Linked DNA regions of Homo sapiens: regions 1, 2 and 4 are each linked to region 3. A link is a loop called in an ENCODE intact Hi-C map of the cell type or tissue named here. Cell type or tissue: B cell. All regions are shown on one strand. Each heading gives the region's core, and the rest is flanking DNA. Links, peaks and the distances in the headings are about the cores only. Region 1 holds the start of MIR7852 (microRNA 7852). Region 2 overlaps LINC02785 (long intergenic non-protein coding RNA 2785). Region 3 has its middle 61 kb from the start of LINC02785. Region 4 overlaps VAV3 (vav guanine nucleotide exchange factor 3).

Region 1 (5,000 bases), core at 1-5,000, 230 kb before region 3:
GAAAGAAAAACTGGTATTATTGGCCACGTCACTGATTTCTGTACACTTGTAAAAGACTTACAATAAATAATAGAGTAGCATTTTTATTAAATAGTAATCCCACCCCAATCATGTGTCCTTGCTCAAAAATGAATTAGTTATAAATTTTGCATATTTTTACACAACTGTGAAATTTTATACTTAATAAACATTAATCACATAGCAATATGAAAATTCTTTATTGTTACTATGCATACTGAACTCACAGGAAATTACCCCTGAAACAATTCAGCAGTAACACCAGGAAACTGCTGCTACACAGAAAGTGCTCAATGAAGTGGCACCAGAAATGTGGCCCAGCGGGGATCCATTTTCAGCTTGGACTTCTTGCAGGAAGTAACTCTCCGTGCCAGAGGTGCTGCCACACACTTTCTCCCATGGCCACAAGCACCTGCAGGATTCTAATTCCATCAGAACAACACAGATACATAATGTTCAATTTAGGCAGCCAGAGCACTGCAGAACCATGGAGCCATTTCTGTAACTTACTGGTTGGCAACCTGCATTTGGCAGAACATACTGGACATATATCAAATGTTAAAAAGAAATCAATTGATAAAGCTCTCCACTTAGAGACACAGACTTACTTTGAGCAAGTCCTTAAGAAAAGCAAGTGGAGTGCCTCTCCCCATCCCCACCCCACCCAAGAGCTATCAATCTTCCAATCAGGATCATCACTGTCCTCTTTCATCAAATTAATCGCACAGCAGCCATTATTACCAACTTGATATCTAAAATGCCACGTACATTCTCTGTATTTATTGTACTGTTATTATTGTTCTGTGTTAGTGACTTTAACTACAAAAAACTTATATAAAGACTTTAAGGTATTTACTCACAAATTTGCTCTCCTGCATCTATGTTTACTAGAAAGTCCTTTAGTTCCTCAAACACAAAACCTCCTGCCACAATAAATCTAATCGCAACCCAAGCCTCATGTACTAAGATCAAGATCAGCAGAGGTTGGAGGTGTGTGATTCTATATGGTTGTTGTAATTTTATATTTAAAAAGACTGGCAATTTTGTTATTAATCAGGGATATAATCTGTATTAAAAAAATGGCTACAGGAATGTCATGTTCCGTTCCATTTATACCACTTTTCAGACTTAAACTGTTTTTGTTATGTATTAGAGGGGAAATATGAAACATTTGCCAGTTAGTTTACAATGGATCACATGTGGGACTAAAGAGTTTGACTCCAATCATTGATCAGATCTTCAAAAAAAGCCCCTCTCCAGAAATAGACAGGAAAATAAATCTATTCTGTACAAGACACTGCACAGCACTCAACAGATAGAAGGGTGAGAAAAACAGACTTTCACCCAAAGAAATCCACAGTCCACAATAAGGTTTAAACAGTACCCAGATGGCAACACAAGGAGCCGGAGCAGCACTGACACCTGCCATAAGTGCTAAAGACCCAAAGTAACTGCCACTGTCCTGAGAATTCCCAAGGGAGGAGGTTTGGCTTGGCCTTGCATCTCTGTTGCCTAGAGACACAGCAGTAAATATATATTGAACAACTAAATTAATAAATGCCTTTGACTACTACATACATATGCCTACTACTACTTTCATATGTAGGCATATGTATGTAGTAGTCAAAGGCATTTACATACTTCATACAAAAAGACCACTGTGTCTTAAAAGATCAGCTTTTCTCTACAGAGAAAACCATGAGAATTGAAAAAGTAGAGGGAGAAAGAGAGAAAAGACAAGAAGAGGTGAGTATCAGGAGCAACAGGGGAGGGAACAGGAGCAACCAGGACCCAGAAAGGGCATATGGAAAGCTGAGAATGCCACGAGGGAAGGAAAAGGAGGAAGTGAGGCAGGAAAGGAGCTACCCACACAGCACCAGGGTCGCAGTTTAGTCAAGAAGGCTTTAGCCTCCTCTGGGACTTCTAGTTACACTATTTGGCGTCCTGCACCACCTCAGGTGCATTCACCCTGCCCATGACACCACGGTAACTCAGTAAGTGCATAAACCATAGACTGCAGTTCCTCAGAACCGCTTATCTGAGACAGCATGCTGGTACTTCCTGAATGGCAGCCTGGCATTCTGAGATTATACTCTTCCTTCATGTATGGTGCTAGAATCGGTCCTCTCCTTTATGAAATGAAAGGGATAGTACACATTAAGACATATTTTATGAAATTTTATTGCTGTACCTTACTTTCTAAAATCCCCTCTTGCTCTTTTCCCTACACTGTTCAATAAAACCCAAAGTCTCATAACCACTAGAGTGTGCCACATCTTAAAAGATTTTTTATGAAAAGCTAAAAAGTTTAAAATATGAGTATGAAAACCCTTACCTAACTTGAAAACTATTAGGTAAAATGTTTTGTTCTCCAGAGATTTTAGATAAAAATAGGTTTTATTACTCCTTTGGGCAAAGAATGTCATTATTAAATTAAAAAAAAAAGGAAGCAGATCAAAACTCAGCACCTGTTCTATGACCTCATTTTGGAAAATATGGGGGAACGAGTATCATCACGTGAATACATATATATAATGCATGTATACATGTAGGGAATTACACACAACAAATTTAACAATGGTTATTTCTGGGTAGTGAGAGTTCCTCTTATTTCTGCTCTCTTCATAAGTAGAAATTACTTTTATAAATAGAAGAATTCTACAAATATGAAAAATAAATGTTTTTACTTTGAAAAATAAATGTGAGAAAAAATAACATGAAAAAATATTTGTTATCAACTCCATGAAGAAACAGCAAGTTTCCACCACAGCCAGTGGCCTTCTGAGTGAAGCATGGTTTTCTGCCCTACATACCAAGCCTTTAGACAAGGATCTCTTTATAAGTGCTCTGTTACTTAATACATCCATTTACATTATTACCATAAAGATGACTTTTCCAAAATAAAGCTTTCAATCTCTAGGGTCCCTGCAGGGTAATAGGAAGCATTCAGCAGATTACTGTTACTGTAATATGTTTTATTACACTTAATGACACAGATACTTCACAGTACTGGGATTTTTGTAGGTATTTAAAAATGTATCTCCTATAAAAATATATCTACTGAAAACACATATCCCATAAAATATGTAAGTAAAATATTCATGCAACAGATTATATACTATACATGAACATAAAAAACAAAACATCTTTTAAACTATTCTAAGCAATGTAGTTCCATTTAAAAACAAAGTATTTTAAGTAATGGGAAGGTTCTTCATTCTAAAAAAATAATAATGTCTCAGTCTAAGAAAGGGATACACTCAGTCCATTTGTCAACAAATACCCTCTGAGTACTAAGGATGTAGAGATGAACTAGATGCAATGCCTTCTCTCCAAAAGCTTACTATACATTAGAAAAACAAACAAATGAGTTCAATAAATGGTTCAAGTATATGATGAAGATGATGAAAGTATGTATGTGGTTCTGAGAGGGCACAAAGAATAAAAATGGTTGTCCTACCTACAAGGGTGGGGGCAGAAAAGTTTCCTAGATGACTTTTTTCACAATGCAGTTATTATTTCCTAAAAATAAATTATGAAAGTATCTATTTCTTTTACTAAGCATCTAGAAATATAGAAGAGAGTGTCAAGGGCACAGTCATAGAGATATATTAATAAAAAAATGTCTGGGCTGAGCCAACAGCGGTAAGCGGCCATCCAATCATCTCATTCACTGCATGTCATTTTTGAGCACTTATTAGGTTCTGCGCAAGGTGCTGAATAAGATGTGGTCCCTCATGTTCAACGACCTTACAGCCCACTAGCAAAGAGAAGCAGGAATAAATAATACAATTTGATACGTGCTATAATGGGATGCATTGTGAAGGGCTACAAAGGCACAGATGATGGCACAGTTAACTACACATTGAGGGAAGGTTTAAGAAACAAGGAGCCAGCCACATGTGAGCTCCGTAGGACAGGAAAGAGAATGAATTCATTGGAATTTTCTAAGGCAGAATGATGTATCAAGGCTGAGTGAAGTCCTTTGCAGTGTTACTTCATCTAATCTTCAGGATTATTTTATGAAATAGGTATTGTTCCCATTCCCGCCTGGGTATTGTTCTAGGTGAGGTACGTGTGGTTAGAGAATGAAGTAACATGCCTAAAGCCAAACTAATAATAACTGGTGAATTAGGTTTTGAAAGCAGATCAGAAGTCTTACTTGGCTGCCTCTGCTTTTCCCAGAACAGATAAGCAATAAACATAAGGCTTACTTTGATCTGTATCTTAGCTGGGTGGCTCTTTAGTTTCCTGAAACCTGACCCCTTCAAGAATCTCCTTAGGTCTTTCAACTATTCTTTCTCCATAAAATTCCTTTTTTTATATTCATACACTTTCAGCATACTTAATATATATCAGCAGGCATTTGTAGCTCACTAAAATTATCTCTTCTTCTTCACTTTTCAAGGAACTCAATCCTGCACTAAACACATTACAAAGTAAAGCTCAAGGCTCAAGGTGTGATATTTTCCATAATTTGAAACAGTTACACATGGATAGAAATACATTTGCTACATAGACTACAAGCTTCGACACTTAGGAAACCTACTGAAAATTAACAGGATATGAGAAGTGAAAACGTGGTACAGTGTAGCCGCAAAGTATATCCATAGTATACTTTGTAGCCACACGTCAGGAGGAAGTTACCTTTATGCACCCCTTACCACTGCATGCAAATTTGATATTTTCTCTACATGCTTTTGGAAAATGTGCTAATAACTAAATCATCAACACAGTACTTGCAAATTGTTTTTAGGCCTTCAACTCTTAACAGGGAGAACATGAGAAGTTTCTCTTCCACGTGCAAAGTGAAATGTTACACCTTATAAAGTCTAGACTTTGAGAAGGCCATACCATATCAGACCCATATTCAATCCACTAAATCTGCTGTCAAGATCATTGTAAACCATGAGAGCATGTTGATAAGTGCAGTCCATTTACAGAGGGATCACTGCCTGTAAACCACAACTGAAGCATGCTAA
Region 2 (6,500 bases), core at 856-5,855, 50 kb before region 3:
CACTTTCCTAAAAATGGCAATACTTAAATACATCTAATCCTGATCAATACCTTGATATTCTATATCATACATTTAAAAATCAAGTTGCCTAATTATTTTAAATATATTCCAAATGAACAAAAACACATTATAACTCCAAATCACCATGTTACCACCACCATGGCGTGGAACCTTCCTGTCCACTCCAGAAGGCAGTTTTGTGCCCTCCTGGGCACCTGTGTCGCAGCCTAGAGACACTTAGACATCCACCGGGATAGTCCCAGGGCTCAGCTGTGTTGTTTCCATGTCTCAGTGATCACTTTTCTTTGTTGCCTGATGTCTCAACATTTTGAAAACTGCTGTTTCACATATTTTGTCTGGTTTTCTAGTTGCTTCAGACAGGAGTTAACTACAGTCCTTATTACTTTGTCTTTCCTGAAAGCAGAAGTCTTTTAACTAAAGAAGGGTAGATATTAAATGTATCATCTTTAGAATTTGATGAGAAAGTAAAATTGCTTCCTCACTGTCCTCACCGGATTCACAGGGGGAAATGATTCAGAGGCTTTTGCCTTTACCTCCTAGAGCATGTTCTTGCAACTGTTGGGCTAGTCTTATCTGGCCAAACTCTGTTACTAACAGAATGTCTAGTTATTTTGCAGGCACAGAGTTAAGAAGTGGCAAGTTAACACAGCCAGAGCATGCACAGAAGAAAACTTCGACCTCAAATAACACCTAGAACCAAAGTCCCTACCGCAGAACTAAAAGATTGGGATGTGGCTGGAACTCAAGCACCTAAACACTTTCAAAAGTGAGCAGTTCGTTTTCTAGGAATGTTCACTGATAAGACCCTTCCCCTTGCCTTACCATAAATAGTTACTTAAAGATCCTCCAATAATAAAAACCTCCCCTGCCAGTGCTTCTGCATACCAATCTACCCTCCTTAAGTGATAAAACTTGCTGCAAATCCCAGATTAGAGAGACAGATTTGAGTTATCCTCCTGTCTTCTTATAGGTGGACCTCACAACAAATCTTTTCTTTCCTCAAAAACTGGTGCCATATCATTGGCTTCTATGTGCATCAGACAGCAAGCCCATTGCTCAATGACGTTCTGACTACTACATTTCCTCAGTTCTAAGATGTCAAGTGCAAGACACATTTTTCATCTAAAAGTCATTTTAGAGGGTTTGGTGAGAAACCCAGCACACTGAAAGTACACCAAATTGTAAGGTGCATCTTTATTTCAGAGATATTAGCTTATTAACAACTACTCATCTTAAAATTGAGGAAATGTGATTTCCTTTTACCTTTGAATTTTTGTCACCTATAACAAAACTTCCCTTGTTGCAAACAAACCTGTAGAAGGGATAGCGTTACTGATATGGCAAACAGACATGCCACAACTCTAAGATCCCAAACCTTCTAAATGGTGATCAGATCGGTATGAGTACTTCAGTCATGCTGTGGATAAGAGAAACTTCTGTGGACCTTTCTAAGATCCCTATCTGATTCTCTATCAGTCATGTTGTGGACAAGAGAAACTTATGTGGACCTTACTAAGATCCCTATCTATTCTCTATTTATAAAGCATTCTTTGAGTGAAAAAAATTGTTTCCAGGCAAAGAGAAAATAACCTTCTTTCCTGATCCTCTAGAACTCTCTTTGTTACTTTGGTGACAGTGTCTGGAGTATATGAAAGAAGGGAATTCATGATACAGAGAGGATTTCACTCCCATCTGTTAGATTGGTGGTTCTCTAGTGCATCAGAATTACCTGGAGGGGATGTTATCCCACACATTTTGGACCCCACTCCAGAGTTCCAGAAGTGGTTAAGGTAGAGATGGGACCCCAGCATTTGCATTTCTAACAAGTTTCCAGGTGATGCTAAGGCAGCCAGTCCTGGAACTACACTTTGAGAATCACTGCTGTGGAGGCTTATTGGCCACAGGCCACGTGGTTTGCAAGAGGATAGAACTCCCTGTCTTGGGGACATCTGTCTTTTAGATTTGGTGATAAGCATAGGTTGACCTTTGTATGGATAAGGCATTCATAAGTCAGATGTTTCCATCCTTAAGGACCCATGCTTATCTATCCTACAGTTTTAACACAGCTTACCTATTTGCTTGTTTTGTTGTTGTTGTTGTTGTTTTTAAAGAATGAGTTTTAGATGATCGTCTTCCATTACTAAACTTCAGAGGAATAAAGTATAGGTTGCTTTTATCCAAGGGAAGAGAGGATGCTTAGCCAATTATTTCTTCCAATAGCTTTTGTTTTTATTATCTTGTCATTCAATAATCAATAGCCAGTGAAGAAAAATGAAAATTGTTGACTTCTGGAAGTCAGGAGTATTTTTATTATTACATACTGTTCATGACAGTTTTTAAAACAAATCTCATACAGTAACAAATAATCCCACTAGCTGTGTATAACCCCTAAATTGTAGGAAGAAATAGGCAACCGCAGGAGATTTGGAACCCACACGTTTCCCTCACCTCCTCTCCACAGGGCTTTGCCTTCCAGTGTCTACTTGGCCTTCCAGTGTCAGACAGCTTCTTGCACCTGACCCACTCAGCTGAGGACACAGATGTCAAAAAAAAAATCATAAATACAGAATTCCAGAAAATTTTACCAATATGTTATATTTGCTGTGGTTGCTTTATAGATTTTTAAAAATTATTGGTCCAGTAACAGGTCTGAAATTTAACCCTTCTCCTGCTTTTGAAGCATTTTTTAGGTAAGTAGTTTTCATGCTTTGATGTATATCATCAGAATTACCTGGGTGGTGGATCTGGAAATGTGTATTTTTAAAGTTGGTGTTTTTATTAATAGACTTTATTTTTTAGAACAGTTTTAGACTTACAGAAAATTAAGGCAATAATACAGAAGGTTATCCACACACACACATAGAGTTTCCCCTATTAACATCTTACATTAGTATGGTACCTTTGTTGCAATTAAGGAACCGATATTAATATATTATTATTAACAAAAGGCAATAGTTTACTTCAATTTCCTTAGATTTTACCTAATGCCTTTTTTCTGTTCTAGAATCCAATTCAGGATCCCATATTGTGTGTTTAGTTAATATGTCTCCTTATGCTGCTCTTGGCTGTGACCATTTCTCAGACTTCCCTTGTTTTTGGTGATCTTGACAGTTTTAAGGAGTACTGTAATATTCAAGTGTTTTGTAGAATTGCCCTATATTGGAATTTGTCTGATGTATTAGTCTCGAGTTATGAGTTTGGGGAAGGAGGATCACAGAGGTAAAGAACCACTGTCATCATAGTCTATAAAGGGTACATGTTGTCACATGACTTATGGGTGTGGTTGACCTTGAGCATTTGGCTTCAGTAGTATTAGACAGATTTCTACGTCGTAACGTTACTCTTTCATTTCCCCTTTTCATAACGTATTCATTGGAAGGAAGTCACTATATGCAGCCCACACCTAAGGAATGGGGAGTTATGCTCCCCCTCCATTAGGATGTAATCTACATAATTTGGAGTTTTCCTGCATAGGAGATTTATCTCCTCTCTATAATTTATTGCTTTATTCAATAATTTCTTTATGTCAGTATGGACTCATAGATATTTATTTTATACTTTGGGTTATACTCTAAAGTGACTTTATTTATGTTGTTTCTCAAAATATGCTAGCTTTGGCCAGTGGGAGCTCTTTCAGTTAGCTCATGTACACTTTTGACGTACCCCATCTGTGTGTGTGTGTGTGTGTGTCTGTGTGTGTGTGTGTGTGTTGAGTATTTACTTACCTTCTGGCACTACAAAATGCTCTACAGTCATTTCATGTAGTCACTGCCCCAGTCCTAGAATCAACCATTTCTCCAAATAGCCCTGGCGCCTTTTATTGAAGAATAGTATAAGAAACCAAGATTTGAGTGCTTGGTGTGCTCCTTACTACTGGATGTCATTTCTTTTACACCTTGTCAGCTCACAGAGCAAAGAAATACATGTGCATATAAGAAGCTGTGTGTGTAAATATACAGCTTGGAAACACCTGTATCTACTTTAAGTTAAACATGAGTTCTTACCGATGTCATCAACTCTACTCCATTACCACATGGATCATTCTCTCACTTACCTATCATCTCCCACTCAAACAGTAAGGAACCTGGCTCCCACCATCTGCAAATTCTTTTACAAAAAATTAATTGTTCAATTCCAGCAGACATGTATAGCAGTATCAGAATTGTTAATACTTCCATGAGAAACAACTTTTTAAAATAAAATACACTACTTAATGTGCCTTTAGCCTTATACACCCCATTCATTTCCAAAGTTACCTATGTCAGTGCCTTTTCTCCCTTCAGGGAATGAAATATTATTATGATATATATAATTATAATAAAAATATTATATATATAATTATAATAAAAATATTATTATTATTTGTTTTTTGAGATGGAGTCTCACTCTGTCTCCCAGGCTGGAGTGCAGTGGCACAGTCTCAGCTCACTGCAACCTTCGCCACCTGGGTTCAAGCAATTCTCCTGCCTCAGCCTCCCAAGTAGCTGGGATTGCAGGTGGCTGCCACCACGCCCAGCTAATTTTTGTAGTTTTAGTAGACACGGGTTTCATCACATTGGCCGGGCTGGTCTTGAAGTCCTGACCTCAGGTGATCCACCTGCCTAGGTCTCTCAAAGTGCTGGGAGTGAGGGCATTTTATACATTTATAATACAATTAGATTCTCTTGCCACAGTCTGCATTTTCTCCTGGGATCCCTGACCTCCTAAATTATTTATTAAATTTGCATACATTAAGGCTTATTCTTTATGTTGTAAAGTCATATGGGTTTTGACAAATGCATAATATCATGTATATATTGTCACAGTATCATACAAGATAGTTTTACTGCCCTAAAACATCCCTGTACTTCATGTATTCATGCTTTCTCCCACCCCAAGTCCTGGACAAACCACTGATCTTTTTATTGTCTATACGGATTTGTCCTTTCCAGAATGTCATACAGTTGGAATGAGAAAGTAGCCTTTTTAGACTGGCATCTTTCACTTACCTGTATGCATTTAAGCTTCCTCCATGTTCTTTTGTAGTTTGATAGCTAATTTCTTTTTATTGCTAAATGATATTCCATTGTATGGATCTACCACAGTTTGGTTATCCATCCATCTATTAAAGGACATCTTTATTATTTCTAGGTTTTACAATTATAAGTAAAGCTGCTATAAACATCTGCGTGCAGGTTTGTGAACATAAGCTTTCAGCTCAATTGAGTAAATACCCAGGAGTATGATTGCTGAATAGTATGATAAGATTATGTTTAGCTTTGTAAGAAACTGCCTGTCTTCCAAAGTGGCTGTACCATTTTGCATTCCCACTAGCAATCAATAAGAGTTTCTGTTGCTCTGCATCCTCACGATCATTTAGTGTTATTGGGTTTGTTTTTTAAAAGATATTAGTCACTCTAACATATGTGTAGTGATATACCATTGTTTTAATTTGCAATTCCCTAATGATGCATGATGTTAGAGCATCTTTTTATGTACTTCTTTGCATATATCCACTTTTGTAGTGTCTGGAAATTTGTATTTTTTAACGATTCTTCTGAATGATTCTGATGAAGACCAAAATTAAAGGGCCATTATTCCAGACTCATCATTTGCCACTCACCTCAACTTAGCCACTTGCCTCCAATTATAGCATCTTAGATACCAATAGGGACTCTTTCCCCTTTACCTCACTTCACAGCGAAACATTTTGGTCTTTAAATTTTCACCACTTATAATGAGCAATCTATTTGAATAGGAGGGTGATCTATTCCCAAAGGCCTAAAAGGGAGGTAAACATGAGGATGCCTATATCTGAGGATGGGCTAAAGTTTATACTTGCAGCTTATGGACTCACTAATTTTTACAATTTGATGAATTCTTACTCACTGAAGTTTGATTCTATGGGCCATGGTCATCTGGCCCACCTATCCAGGATCTCTCCATGTGAGGATAGCGGGTGCCATAGCTTTTGATTCACAATTCAGAACACATGATTTTTCTATGAAATTATAGATCTTTAATAAATGAGAATGTTTAAGTCCATTTGTAAACAGCATAGCACACAATCTAGAATAAGGCTTAAAACTCGAGTAGAAAACAGGTAGTTTCACTATAAACATCAATCGTTGGACATTGACCACTGAATCCAATGCTGTTTCTCTTTTTTCTTCTAAGAAGAAACTTTCTACTTTCCTTCATGCTTCAGATGTTTGAAATCTCAGGGCCTGTGCAACCCACAACTTCCTGGAGACATCACTTCCTACACTCTTCTCAGGAGCTTCAGAGCATTTTATTGTTTTCATAAAGAAGGGGTCCTTTACCTTCTTAACTCTCCTGATCACACAACCTGGTGCTCTGATATGTACCCAGGTCCTTCTGGAGGGGATTAGTAGTTCTGTTTGCCTCATGTTTCCTGTTTACTCTCTTTGAAAGTTCAGAACAGACAATCTTCATCATCATTATCACCTGGTTATACCATGTATACCTAAACATCTGCA
Region 3 (6,500 bases), core at 582-5,581:
CCCGGTTCCACTCTGGGCCAATCAGGCACCCGGCTTTGTGCTCACACGTTGGATAATATCAGTGCTGCTGGAGAAAATCCAGTGTGGTGGAGCAGGACTCTCCTTCCTGCCACCGGCTTCTTTTCCTCCTCTCCTTCCCCTGGTGACCTCCGAGGAGGAGTGTGAGGCAGGTTCGGTTCTGGGTCCTCGTCTTACCTGATGTGGCCCCGGCCCATCCCATTCCCCATGTTTTCCTCCCACTTTGCTGGCTTCTGCTTCTCAGCACCTCCACGGCTCCCTCCTCATCTCTGGCCGTTTCCTAGAGGGGCCAGCCTTCATCCCCTCCTTATCTATCCTCACTCCTTAGAGAATCATCTGACCGCATGGTTTTCAACACCATCTAAATGCCGATAACTGTCAAATGTGTGTGTCTACTAGCCTGGACCCCTCCCTGGATTCCAGAACTTCCTACTTGAACTTTCAACCTGGATATTTCATGAGCATCTTAACGTTCATGTGTCCAAACCCAATTATCCATTTCCCACTCTGCCCACCTTGTTATTCATGCTACCTTCCCATCTCAAAAGCAACTTCGTCATTCTGTCTTTCTTGGGTCAAACAATTACAGTCATCCTTGACTCAACAGCTTTTTTTTTCTTCTTCTTTTTTTTTTTTTTTTTTAAGACATCGTCTTGCTCTGTTGCCCAGGCTGGAGTGCAGCGGCACTATCTCGGCTCACTGCAACACCTGCCTCCCAGGTTCAAGTGATTCTCCTGCCTCAGCCTCCAGAGTAGCTGGGATTACAGACACCCACCACCACACCTGGCTGATTTTTGTATTTTTAGTAGAGATGGGGGTGTCACCATATTGGCCAGGCTGGCCTTGGACTCCTGACCTCAAGTGATCTGTCCGCCTCGGCCTAACAGCTTCTCTTAAACCTCTACCTAATTGGTCAGCAAATCCCGTCATCTCTCCCTCCTGGCCTCCTCCACTTGGGAGGGCACTGGGAAACACTGTCCTTGTATTTATAGTCCTTCAATCCCAACCATTACTAACATCATGTGTAGACAGTGGTCAGAATGAAGCCAGACTGCAGTGGTTCTCAACCTTGGCAGCAGTTGGAATCACCTGGGGGAATTTTAAAAATACTGGTGCCTGTGTCCCACCCCAGAGATTCTGCTTTAATTGGTCTGGGATATGACCTGAGAGTTTTAAAAGCTAACCCCAGCTCCCGCCCAGGTGGTTCTAATGTTCAGCCAAGTTTTCAAACAGCTGTGCTAGGGCTTAAAAAAGACCCAGTGAAAATCATTAGCGTTAATCAGTGCTTAAATGTCAAGTAGATTTTGGTATCACACACTAAAAAACTTTCCAAAATATTAAAGTAAACAATACAGACAGTCCCCAACTTAGTGACGGTTTGATTTACGATTTTCAGCTTCATGATTGGTTTATTGGGGTATTAAATGCGTTTTTGGCTTATGCTATTTTCGACTTACTATGGGTTTATCAGGATGTGACATGACCCCATCATAAGTCATGAAACATCTTGCAGTTAAAACTGGGAGATTATATAAGTACACCCTCGTCTCTTTGAATGAGCCTTATAATTTTAATCTTCACTTTGATAATTTTTTCTCATTTTAATAAAATATTTTAGTTTTCAATATTGATCATTTAGTGAGAAAATCCCAGCACTGCCTAAAATATTGGGCAGAATATCACTATCTCAGCTCCATTTTACATCCTCTGTGTTTTTCTTTTCTTTTTGTGGGGAGGGGATGGGGTCTCACTCTGTTGCCCAGGCTGCAGTGCAGTGATGCCCTCTCAGCTCACTGTAACCTCTACCTCCTGGGCTCAAGTGATCCTCCTGCCTCTGCCTCCCAGCCTGTAGCTTGGGACTACAGGCATGCACCACCACACCTGGTTAATTTTTGCTCCTTTTTTTGTAGAGATGAGGTCTTACTATGTTCCCAGGCTGGTCTCAAACTCCTAGGTTCAAGCAGTTCTCTGACCGTGGCCTTCTAAAGTGCTAGAGTCATAGGCATGAGCCACTGCGCCTGGCCCGCTGTGTTTTCTTTTCAAGCACAGTAATTTTTTCTGTGAATTTTGGGGAAACTGAGCTGAGAAGCTCACCTCTGTTTTTGGCAATGTTGAAGGAGTTTAACAGATTAATGAGGCCAGTTTTATCACCTTAATTTTCTTTTTAAATTTTCTAGCACTTTTCCTCCAGAGGCATTCATGGGGGGTCATCACGTCACAGTTTTTTCATGATACGTTAACAAGCAGGGGAGAAAGAGACAATTGGTAAGTAAAGAACGATATCTAAAAGCAACTCACAGAGTCGGGGGTGAAAGGACAGGGGAGAGGAGAGGCATCAAAGGGCCTGCAGCGAGGGGCGCCTCTTCTCAGTTCCTACCGCCGGGAGAGAGCTGGGAGAATAGACAGCTGGCTCATCATGAAGGGTCACCCACATCACCGCAGCAGAACCCAGCTTTTCCCTTCCACGTCCTGATTCCTACTTTTCTCAGCTCAAAATTTCTATTTCCACCTGTTTACTAGAATTGAAGGAAATTCCTGATTAACCTAAAAAACACAGTTTGGGTTGCCTGATTTTCCTATTAACTTCTTCCTCTGATGTGTATTGTTCCAGAGAGACAGCATGCAAACTGTGTTCATCTGAAACCCAAAGTTTATTTATTTTAAAACGTGTCAGCCAGTGTGTCACACAAATCAATAAAAATAACTCTTGTAAAAAAAGAAATCCCTAAAAGGGAATGGAGTCAGAAATTTTGTGGTGCGTTTTATTACTTGTTTATTTTTGCTCTCATTTTACCACTCTTGTATTTCAAGCTTGAATTATGATTATACTTCTGAAATAATTTTAAGCAAACAAAAATATTCATCACACTATGAAAACAAATATCCAAAAATATGCTCTATGGTCACAATTTTTGTATCTGAACATTTACCTACGACTCTGTATATGAACAGTGATACTTGTTTTTCAATCATTTCTTATTTGACTTGTAAAACAGAATTTTTCTATTTTTGGAAAATATCTTAAAAATTAAGAACAAGCCCTTCTCCTCAGTGCTACACATAAAGGACCTTATTTGTCACCTTCTGTCCTGGAATGACAGGACAGGTCGACCCTAATTTCACTCCTCTAAACAAGGTAATGATGGCTTGTGCAGGAAATCTAAATCTGGCCTCAGAGGCAGCCCAGTGATTTTCCAGGTCAAGGGAAAGGGAGAAAGCAAAGATCTGAAGCTCTGTCCTCCTCTCCTGGGTATCTGCCGTCCACAGAGCTGGGGGAAGTCTGCCATCTAGTGGAAAGTAGAGGGCACTGACAGTTACTTGCAATAGTGGTTTCCCAGGACCGCTTGAGCATCAAGCGTTTCTGATCCGGGGGCATAGCTTCCATCAGGGACAGGGTGGACTAGCAGAAGAATATTCAACAACAACAAGTAACATTCAAACCCAATACACAAATGTTTCTTTATATATATAAACTACACATAGTGCCCTATACAAAGTGCTTCTTCATAAAGTAGTGCCAGGTGAAGTGCTAAGTGTTTTAGTTAATAAATCTCATCTCATTTCTACAGTGATTATCAATGTATTCTGCATGATTTTTCCTATACAATGGCAAAAACACAGGGTGGGAAGTATACTTAATCCCTAACACAGTGATTACCATTATACTTTTAAAATTGCTGTACAGAGAATATTTTCCATCGGTTCAGATCCATACAATAATCGATTTCAGTTTATGCTTGTCTTTTGACAACAATTGACATATTCAGGTAACAACATTAAGGGGGCTGGGGGACAGACCAAGTTACTCAGATATATTTGTGCTCTCTCCTTTTGATTTCATTTGATTTCATTTGTTACACTGTTCCAATTTGCTTTAAGTGATTGTTTTTAATTATATTAAAGTAGCACATGCCATGCATATATTTAAAAGCATGGTCTCCTCTTCCGCCCCTTCCCACCTCTAGTCTTGGTCCCTAGAGGTAATGACCTGCAGTTCTGTTAGTTGCTTCTTTTCGTATTTTCCTCCATAATCTCTAAATAAAACGCTCTGCTTCTATTTCCTTGTCTGTCTGTGGTGGATTGACTGCCTTAGTTTGGGTTCTTTCAGAGGCAGATCCTGAAATGGATGATTCAAGGACAGGATGGGAAAGTAAGATGAGGAGAAGGCCATCAGTAAAGGGCAAATCATCACACCAGCTGCCACCATAGGCACCTGCACCAGACCCAGTGTAGAAATGGGAGCCAGTGCGAAACAGAGCTCACGACCACTGGTTTAGAGCTGCTCCTGTCACATGGGCAGCAAGTAAGCTCCAGCACCAAGAGCAACACCAAAGCAGATGCTGGCAATTGCACACAGAGCTGCCTTGTGCAGCCGTGGTCAGGGCCAGGTGTGTGGGCAGGGAACTGCCAGTGTCTGCTACAGCCATCTCACCTGTCGGGTACCCAGGTAAGCAAGAGCCTTGCACACCCCCACCTTCCTCATCCTTCCCTTTTCACCCCACCTCCTCTCTCCTACTGCTCAGCTTCTGATTACATTTGCTTCCTTGTTTACATTCTTCTATAGCTATATTTAGGCCTACAGTTTGATTTTGAAAGCACATTGATGATGTGACTTTGCAGTATTTTTCACTGCCGAGCTAGTGTTCACTATAATTACATTTCTTTTTTTTTTTTTTTGAGACAGGGTCTCGCTCTGTTGCCCAGGCTGGAGTGCAGTGGCACAATCACAGCTCACTGCAGCCTGACCTCCCAGGCTCAAGCAATCCTCCCACCTTAGCTGCTCTCCCCTCAATAGCTGGGACTACAAGCACAGGCCACCATGCCCAGCTAATTTTTATATTTTTCGTACAGATGGGGTTTTGCTACGTTACCAAGGCTGGTCTCAAACTCCTAGCCTCAAGCGATCTGCCCACTTCAGCTTCTCAAAGTGCTGGGATTATATAGGCATGAGCCGCCACACCCAGCCACATTTCGTTTATATTAGAGCTTTTTAATTTTTCCTGAAGTTATTAACTGCCTTTTAATTTTCTTGCACCTTTTGCCCTTGTTTCACATTAGTGTTTTTCCTTGACCTCTTCTGCCAATTAGGGATCAAGTGTTCCATGGAGACTCTTTCTTTTTTTATTATTATTATTTTTTTTTTTTTAATTTTTTTTAAGTGGAGTCTCACTCTGTCACCCAGGCTGGCATGCAGTGGCGCAATCTCAGCTCACTGCAACCTCCACCTCCTGGGTTCAAGCGACTCTCGTGCCTCAGCCTCCCAAGTAGCTGGGATTCCAGGCATGTGCCACCACACCCAGCTAATTTTTGTGTTTTTATTAGAGATGGGGTTTCACCATGTTGGCCAGGATGGTCTCCATCTCCTGACCTTGTGATCCGCCCACCTCAGCCTCCCAAAGTGCTGGGATTACAGGTGTGAGCCACAGTGCCCAGCCCCATGGAGACCCTTTCTATGTAGAGTTTCTCTGCAGGGCCTTGTCTCATACTGTGGAATGTTCCTACAAGGGAATACTACTCTGCAAAACAAAGAATAAATTATTGAGACATGCAACAACACAGATAACTCTGATTGACTTTGCAGAGTGAAAAGCTAGACATTTACATAAAATTCTATGAAATACAAATGAATCTACAGTGATAGAAAGAAAGAAATCAGGCTGGGTGCGGTGGCTCACGCCTGTAATCCCAGCACTTTGGGAGGCCGAGGTGGACAGATCACGAGGTCAGGAGTTCGAGAGCAGCCTGGCCAATATGGTGAAACCCTGTCTCTACCAAAAATACAAAAATTAGCCAGGCATGGTGGCACGCTCCTGTAGTCCCAGCTACTCAGGAGGCTGAGACAGAAGAATCACTTGAACCCAGGAGGCTGAGGTTGCAGTGAGCCGAGATCACACCACTGCACTCCAGCCTGGGCAACAGGGCGAGATTCCGTCTCAAAAAAAAAAAAGAAAGAAAGCAATCAGTGGTTTCTTGATGTACTCAGAAACTGGTATGTTCACCATCTTTTGTTCATGGGTATGTACATATGTCAAAGCTTATGAAATTATATAATTTAAACATGTGCAGTTTATTGTGATTAATTATAATAAATCCAGTTACACTCAATAAAGTGTTGATGATGTCAATGGTACCATGAATAAAATAGAAAGATTATTAGTTAATGCTATGTGAATAAAATAGAAAGAACATTGTTGAACAAACCATTTGACCAATGAATGTTTCTCACTGCCTTATAAAAAGAGTAAGTGAATTATTAAGGCTTAGCAAAGTAAAGAAAGTCTCCCACAGTCTCTGATTGGAATTCCATAAAACAATAGTCGTACATTTTTACTAGACAAAGAAAACATACATATAAAATAGCTAACTTTTCAAACTCCAGCAAAAGTCTCCATTCATTTACTTTTTGTTCGCCTTAATATAGCTTTATTACCTTATAGAACATTTCCCTATATCTTAAGGGGGAACATCTTTACAAAGAGTAA
Region 4 (5,000 bases), core at 1-5,000, 190 kb before region 3:
TTTGGGTTATTATCAGCCACTAAATTTGTCATAATTTGTTACAGCAGCAATAGGAAACTAATACATATCCCAATGTTAAGGAATATATCTCCCCAATAAATATGCCTATGTATAAGAAATTTATGCCAAATAATGAAACGTGTGTGAATATATTAAAAACCTCTTACTATTCCGAGGCCTAAATGACAGTACAGTGTAAATATTTTCTTTCTAAATTATTCAGTTTTGTGGTTATTTTATTGTCTTGTTTTGCTTACAATACTCATATTTGCCAGAGGTTTAGGTTTAATTTGGTTGGTGGTGGTGTGGTGGTTTTTTTGTGTTTTTTTTTTTCCAGTACAAAAGATAACCTTTCTCCAGAAACTATTTGGTCCTCCTCTACCCTTTATAAGCAAAGGATATCTTAGACTCATTGCTCTTGAAAATCTGACCATTTCAAATTCTGAATATAAATGTCCTCAGAGTCCATCTACATTAATTAGCTCACTTCAAGGTTAGCAATTAGAAGGAGAAAAAAAGTTAAAGCTCATCTACCCATTTCCTGCAATTGGATTTGCAAATTCTGTAAATTTAATTGACATATGAAAATTGAATCTCCCCAGCACTTTGGGAGGCCAAGGCAGTAGGATTACTTGAGCCCAGGAGTTAAGAGACCAGCCTGGGGAATGCACTGAGACCCCATCTCTACAAAAAAATTTAAAAATTAGCTGAGTATGATGACACACACCCAGTAGTTCCAGCTCCTCAGGAGGCTGAGGTGGGAGGATGGCTTGAGCCCAGGAATTCAAGGCTTCAGTGAGCCATGATTGCACCACTCCATGCCAGCCAGGGCAACAAAATGAGACCCTTCTCAAAAAAAAAAAAAAAAAAATTAAATCTCATTACTTGAAAATTGCGATTTTAAAAAGCATGCTATCTGTAGGTAAAGCAATGTTTCCACAGTCATAAGAGGAGTACAGAAGTTACAGTTTCTTCTTTGGCCCTTAGCAGGAGCTTGGCTCACAATAGTGATCAGACCAAAAGATGAAAGCACTACCACTGGTCTCTGGCCAGCTTTGTTGAATGCAAAACAGTTTCTGACATTATCAGTGACCATACTCAAAAAGCTGTTTAATTCTAATCCAAGAAATTAGGATTTATTCAAGGAAATTTCAAAAGTGCCTTCTATTCTTATTATCTTGGAATTATAAGAACTCTATGGTTTATTCTTTAAATAATTATATCCTTTAGAATAAGGATAAATTCTCTATTCTGTGAAATGGCTAGATGAAAATATTGCAAAACCCAAGACTTTCCTGGATGTCATCTATTAATATTACAACAAGAAACAGATGCACCTCTACTTAGAATCATAAACTCTTCTGCTGCTAAGAATCCTGAGACTTGTGATCTGGACCAAAACCCTTAGAACAGAGCAGAAGATATATTTTGCCACTCTTTTTCTTCCTGTGAAAACAGAAACAGAACAAAACAGGCTATGTGTATGTGTGTGTGCATCCTTCATATGTGGAATTGTTTTTTAAGCCATTTAACTAAGATGAGTATTAGCAACAATTACTTAAGAATTCCTAAATATTTCAGACAAAGATGTGTCTCCAGGAGGAACGGCTCCTATGAAAAGTATAGTTCTAACCAAAAAAGTATAGTTCTAACAAACACAGGTAGCTCTGTTAAAAACTGTACCCTTCTTACACATCAAAAGTCTCGAAAAGGAAACTCTTAGTTCCAAAAATAAGTTATGATGAAAACTTAACCACTGAAATTTTAATTATATGCTGTATTTAGCATTTTCAAATATCACATTCAGAAAATTTCAGACTGAACACACACTCTGGGGAATTTTGTGAATCACTGTGTTGTTATTAAGAGAAAAGCACATGCTAAACAAAATATAGCGGCACAGCGAGGCAAATGAGAGGAGACGTGCTACAAGAAACAAATTCTTGCACGACCAGGCTATCTGCAGCTTTGAGGAGAAGAGTTGGTAGTACATGAACCCATCACACACTAGTAACAATAGCCTCTAATTTCCCTCTATCACTTTTCTTCATAAAATATATTCACCTCCCACAGATTACGCGAACTGATGGGGCAAGTTTCCGGTTGGCAAACATTCATATCAGCCAATTTGCCAATGAGAACAATTGGCAGTGTTCTACTTTCAACATAAATTCCTAAGGTCTTCTCCATTTGGGGGCAATTACAGCTGTAAGATTACAGTTTCCTACAGTTCTCCAAAGCAAAGCAGTTGCTTCTAATTATTCCTTCATTTTAAAGCAATTAAGCCAAATGTTATTTGATTTCATTCAAGTGAATAAATATTGAGTTCTTCCTAAGATAAACCTCTAGAAAGCCAGAGTTTACACTGCCAGTCAGCAAATAAAATTCACAGTGATAAGGTATATCAAAGAAGTAAATATATAATTCTCCAGGAAGAAAGGAGCAGCAGCACCTACTGCACAGAGACCACAGGGTCTACTCTCTCCTACAGTGTTACGAGCACTGAAATGTTCAGTGGTTGGAGAAAATGAAAAGCCAGGTCTGACAAATACACAAATTTGGTCCTCAGTCCCTAAAATTAGAAATAAGTTTCCCCATCAGAATGAGGATGAACATTTCATTCACTCACTTACTCATTGCAGTTACAGAAATGAGTAAGAAACCATCCGTGACCTGAATAAGTTCACAGCAAGGTAGGCAGAGGCAAAGGGACAATAGGGTGCAGTGGTGTGCACCATGACAAAGGGGAAGTGCTAGGGAGGCACACAGGAGAGGCACCAAAAACAGACAGGCCAACCAAGGCCATTACCTATGCTGTATTTTGCAGAGAAATAGGAGTTAACCAGCAAAGGGAAAGGTGTTCCTATTACAATGACAAGGAGATGAAAGAAACCATGGTATATCAGGTGATGGTCTAATGGAAGGGAGATAAGGCTCTGAACTACACCGATGACAGAGGCACACAGACATCAAAGAGGTGAAAATACCCCATCAGTTGAAGAATTTTGCTTTTCAGTGTGTGAGAGATGAGGACACATTTATGCCCCTTTTGGAAACTTTACTGAAATTTTATGATTTGGGGAGAAAAGTAAACGTAGGACATTATTACAGTTCCTAGATTTGATGAACTAATAATTTTTAAAATGTGAATTGAGAAGGGAGAGGAGGGGCTCAAAAATATGAATTGATAGATAAAACATCCTGAAAATACACCCACAATTTTTTTTAGTACTTGGAAAATAAATCTGAAAATAATTTGAATAATCAACAATGACTTAATGCAACATGTAACACTTTTGAATAGTGGAAAACCTCTTACAAATTTGAGGAAAGTGCATTTAGCCAATGAAAAATTCTATATTTAATATATAAATTAGTTGTGCATAGTGTTAGAATTACAATATAACTAGATTAGAACCAAAAAGGTAAATCAGATTCTGGGTCTGATTTTTAGATTATAAACAAGAAATCTAAAATCAAACACTAACAGATTTGTCTTACCGAGTTTTTAAAGATATGACAATCTAGAGAAACAACAGTGACAGTAGACAAAAATTACTGCTGCCCTTTTATTAGCCTTAGTCGGCAACTTCTGTTTTTAATTGTTTTCATTCATTTGCTTAATTGAAACCAAAGCTGGCCAAGTGACTCAAGAATGAGTCACAGCTCCCCTCCTGGAGTAGCCACAAGCCTGACTGTGGCATACTGCATGCACTAAGCCTGAATTTCAAGTTGGAGAAGAATGCATGACAAAATGCCAAGGGCTGCTGACATTGCCAAAGAAGTTGTCAGGACCATAAGGATGTCCTGAGAGTAGAATTCCCTGCACTTCCTTTCCTGGTTGGAATTTATGCACTTATGCCTCATCGCAAACCACAGAAAAGATACACCTGTGTCACGCTGCTCCTTCCCCGACCGATCTTGTGATTTGATACACATCATTCCTTAAAAGGAAGGGACATCTGAGAGGGCACCCCTTTTACTTACTTCTCAATGCTGCCGGTCAGATTTCCAAAGACTACGGGAAATGGGAGGGCCAATGTGACTACTGAGATTGCCACACCTTACACACAGTCAGGCAAAGGATGCCTAGCAAGAGTGACAGTCTAAACATAACACCCTCCACCGCCACCCCAAAAAAACAGCTCCATCATTCACACCATAATCCTGTTTTAACAAATAATGCACATGTGACACAAAACCACAATATTTGGCGATCTGAAAAACATACCAAGAAATAATGTGTGATTATTTAAATTCAAAACACCACCATGACTATTGAGATGTTACTTCTTATAGAGGCAAGGATGAAACCCACGCATGACTAATTGGTCCCTTCCATGCTGACTGTGGAATCCTCCAGCCTTTGCACAATGAATGTGGCTAGTGACTGCAGCAGCTGTAACATCAGCACAAAAGGTTTTCTTCAAACCAAACTTCCATCTCTGCCTGCCAAATACCAGTATGTCATTTCCTTCCTGCTGGACTCCATGGTTTCTGGAGGACAAGAACCATGTAATTCTTAAACTTACACCATTGGTATCCTCTACTATTTGAGATAAGTACAAAACATTCAATGAATGTGTGATGAATGCAAAATGAGCAGGGAATACCTATAACTGCTTCTTGGCTGTTTATGCCCTCACTATCATGTTGACACAATGCTAAAGAAAGTATGCATAATTATCCTAATTACAGTCATTACAGCCAAAAAGCCCTTAAAGTTAATCACAAGGTTTCTAGTGGCACCCTTAAAATAAAATTATAAATTAAAATTCATAAAATTCTAAGACTCTGGTTAAGGCTTGTAGTCCCAATTATTAACACAATATAATGACTGCATTAATATCTATACACTATAGGTAGGCCCCAATTTAAGAAAAATTTTAGAATGTAGTACACTAACATGTCTAGTCCTTAGAATTTAGAATACATTTTTCCAAATAAATAAGGCTCTTGTGATCAAGTTCATAGGCCAGCAACCCTCAACTCAAAAAAGC

What was found. Hi-C counts contacts between places; a loop is a spot of excess contacts. Peaks named below come from ENCODE experiments on the same cell type or tissue, not always from the same donor. Only the 100,000 strongest peaks of a DNase experiment are listed, where the experiment ranks them.
Region 1: a loop joins it to region 3, with 3 times the contacts of the local background. A loop is called at or near these places in 14 of 110 quality-filtered maps.
Region 2: it touches region 3 in a loop (2.7-fold over the local background); 5 of 110 quality-filtered maps call a loop at or near these places.
Region 4: a loop joins it to region 3, with 2.8 times the contacts of the local background. A loop is called at or near these places in 7 of 110 quality-filtered maps.

Annotation. Positions count from the first base shown.
Region 1 is chr1:107,895,651-107,900,650 of GRCh38, forward strand. The region is part of intron 1 of VAV3 (vav guanine nucleotide exchange factor 3); the gene reads right to left. MIR7852 (microRNA 7852) reads left to right here and starts at 1,573; the gene lies at 1,573-1,654. In B cell, for the core only: no CTCF peak of the experiment used is centred there; DNase peaks (open chromatin) are centred at 391, 1,951, 2,501, 4,631 and 1 weaker place; H3K4me3 peaks cover 2,423 bases; H3K27ac peaks cover 5,000 bases.
Region 2 is chr1:108,071,911-108,078,410 of GRCh38, forward strand. LINC02785 (long intergenic non-protein coding RNA 2785) reads left to right here. Exons shown (of 4, transcript XR_001738173.3): 3 at 1-787; 4 at 2,483-3,481. Among named protein-coding and RNA genes, the nearest start is that of LINC02785, 11 kb to the left of the region's middle. In B cell, for the core only: no CTCF peak of the experiment used is centred there; a DNase peak (open chromatin) is centred at 3,311; H3K27ac peaks cover 2,413 bases.
Region 3 is chr1:108,122,414-108,128,913 of GRCh38, forward strand. No RefSeq gene overlaps it. Among named protein-coding and RNA genes, the nearest start is that of LINC02785, 61 kb to the left of the region's middle. RefSeq lists a silencer at 3,317-3,456. In B cell, for the core only: CTCF peaks have their summits at 3,310 (motif pointing left) and 3,509; a DNase peak (open chromatin) is centred at 3,298.
Region 4 is chr1:107,932,963-107,937,962 of GRCh38, forward strand. The region is part of intron 1 of VAV3 (vav guanine nucleotide exchange factor 3); the gene reads right to left. Among named protein-coding and RNA genes, the nearest start is that of VAV3-AS1, 29 kb to the right of the region's middle. RefSeq lists an enhancer at 3,314-3,850. In B cell, for the core only: no CTCF peak of the experiment used is centred there; DNase peaks (open chromatin) are centred at 2,719 and 3,659; H3K4me3 peaks cover 1,358 bases; H3K27ac peaks cover 3,093 bases.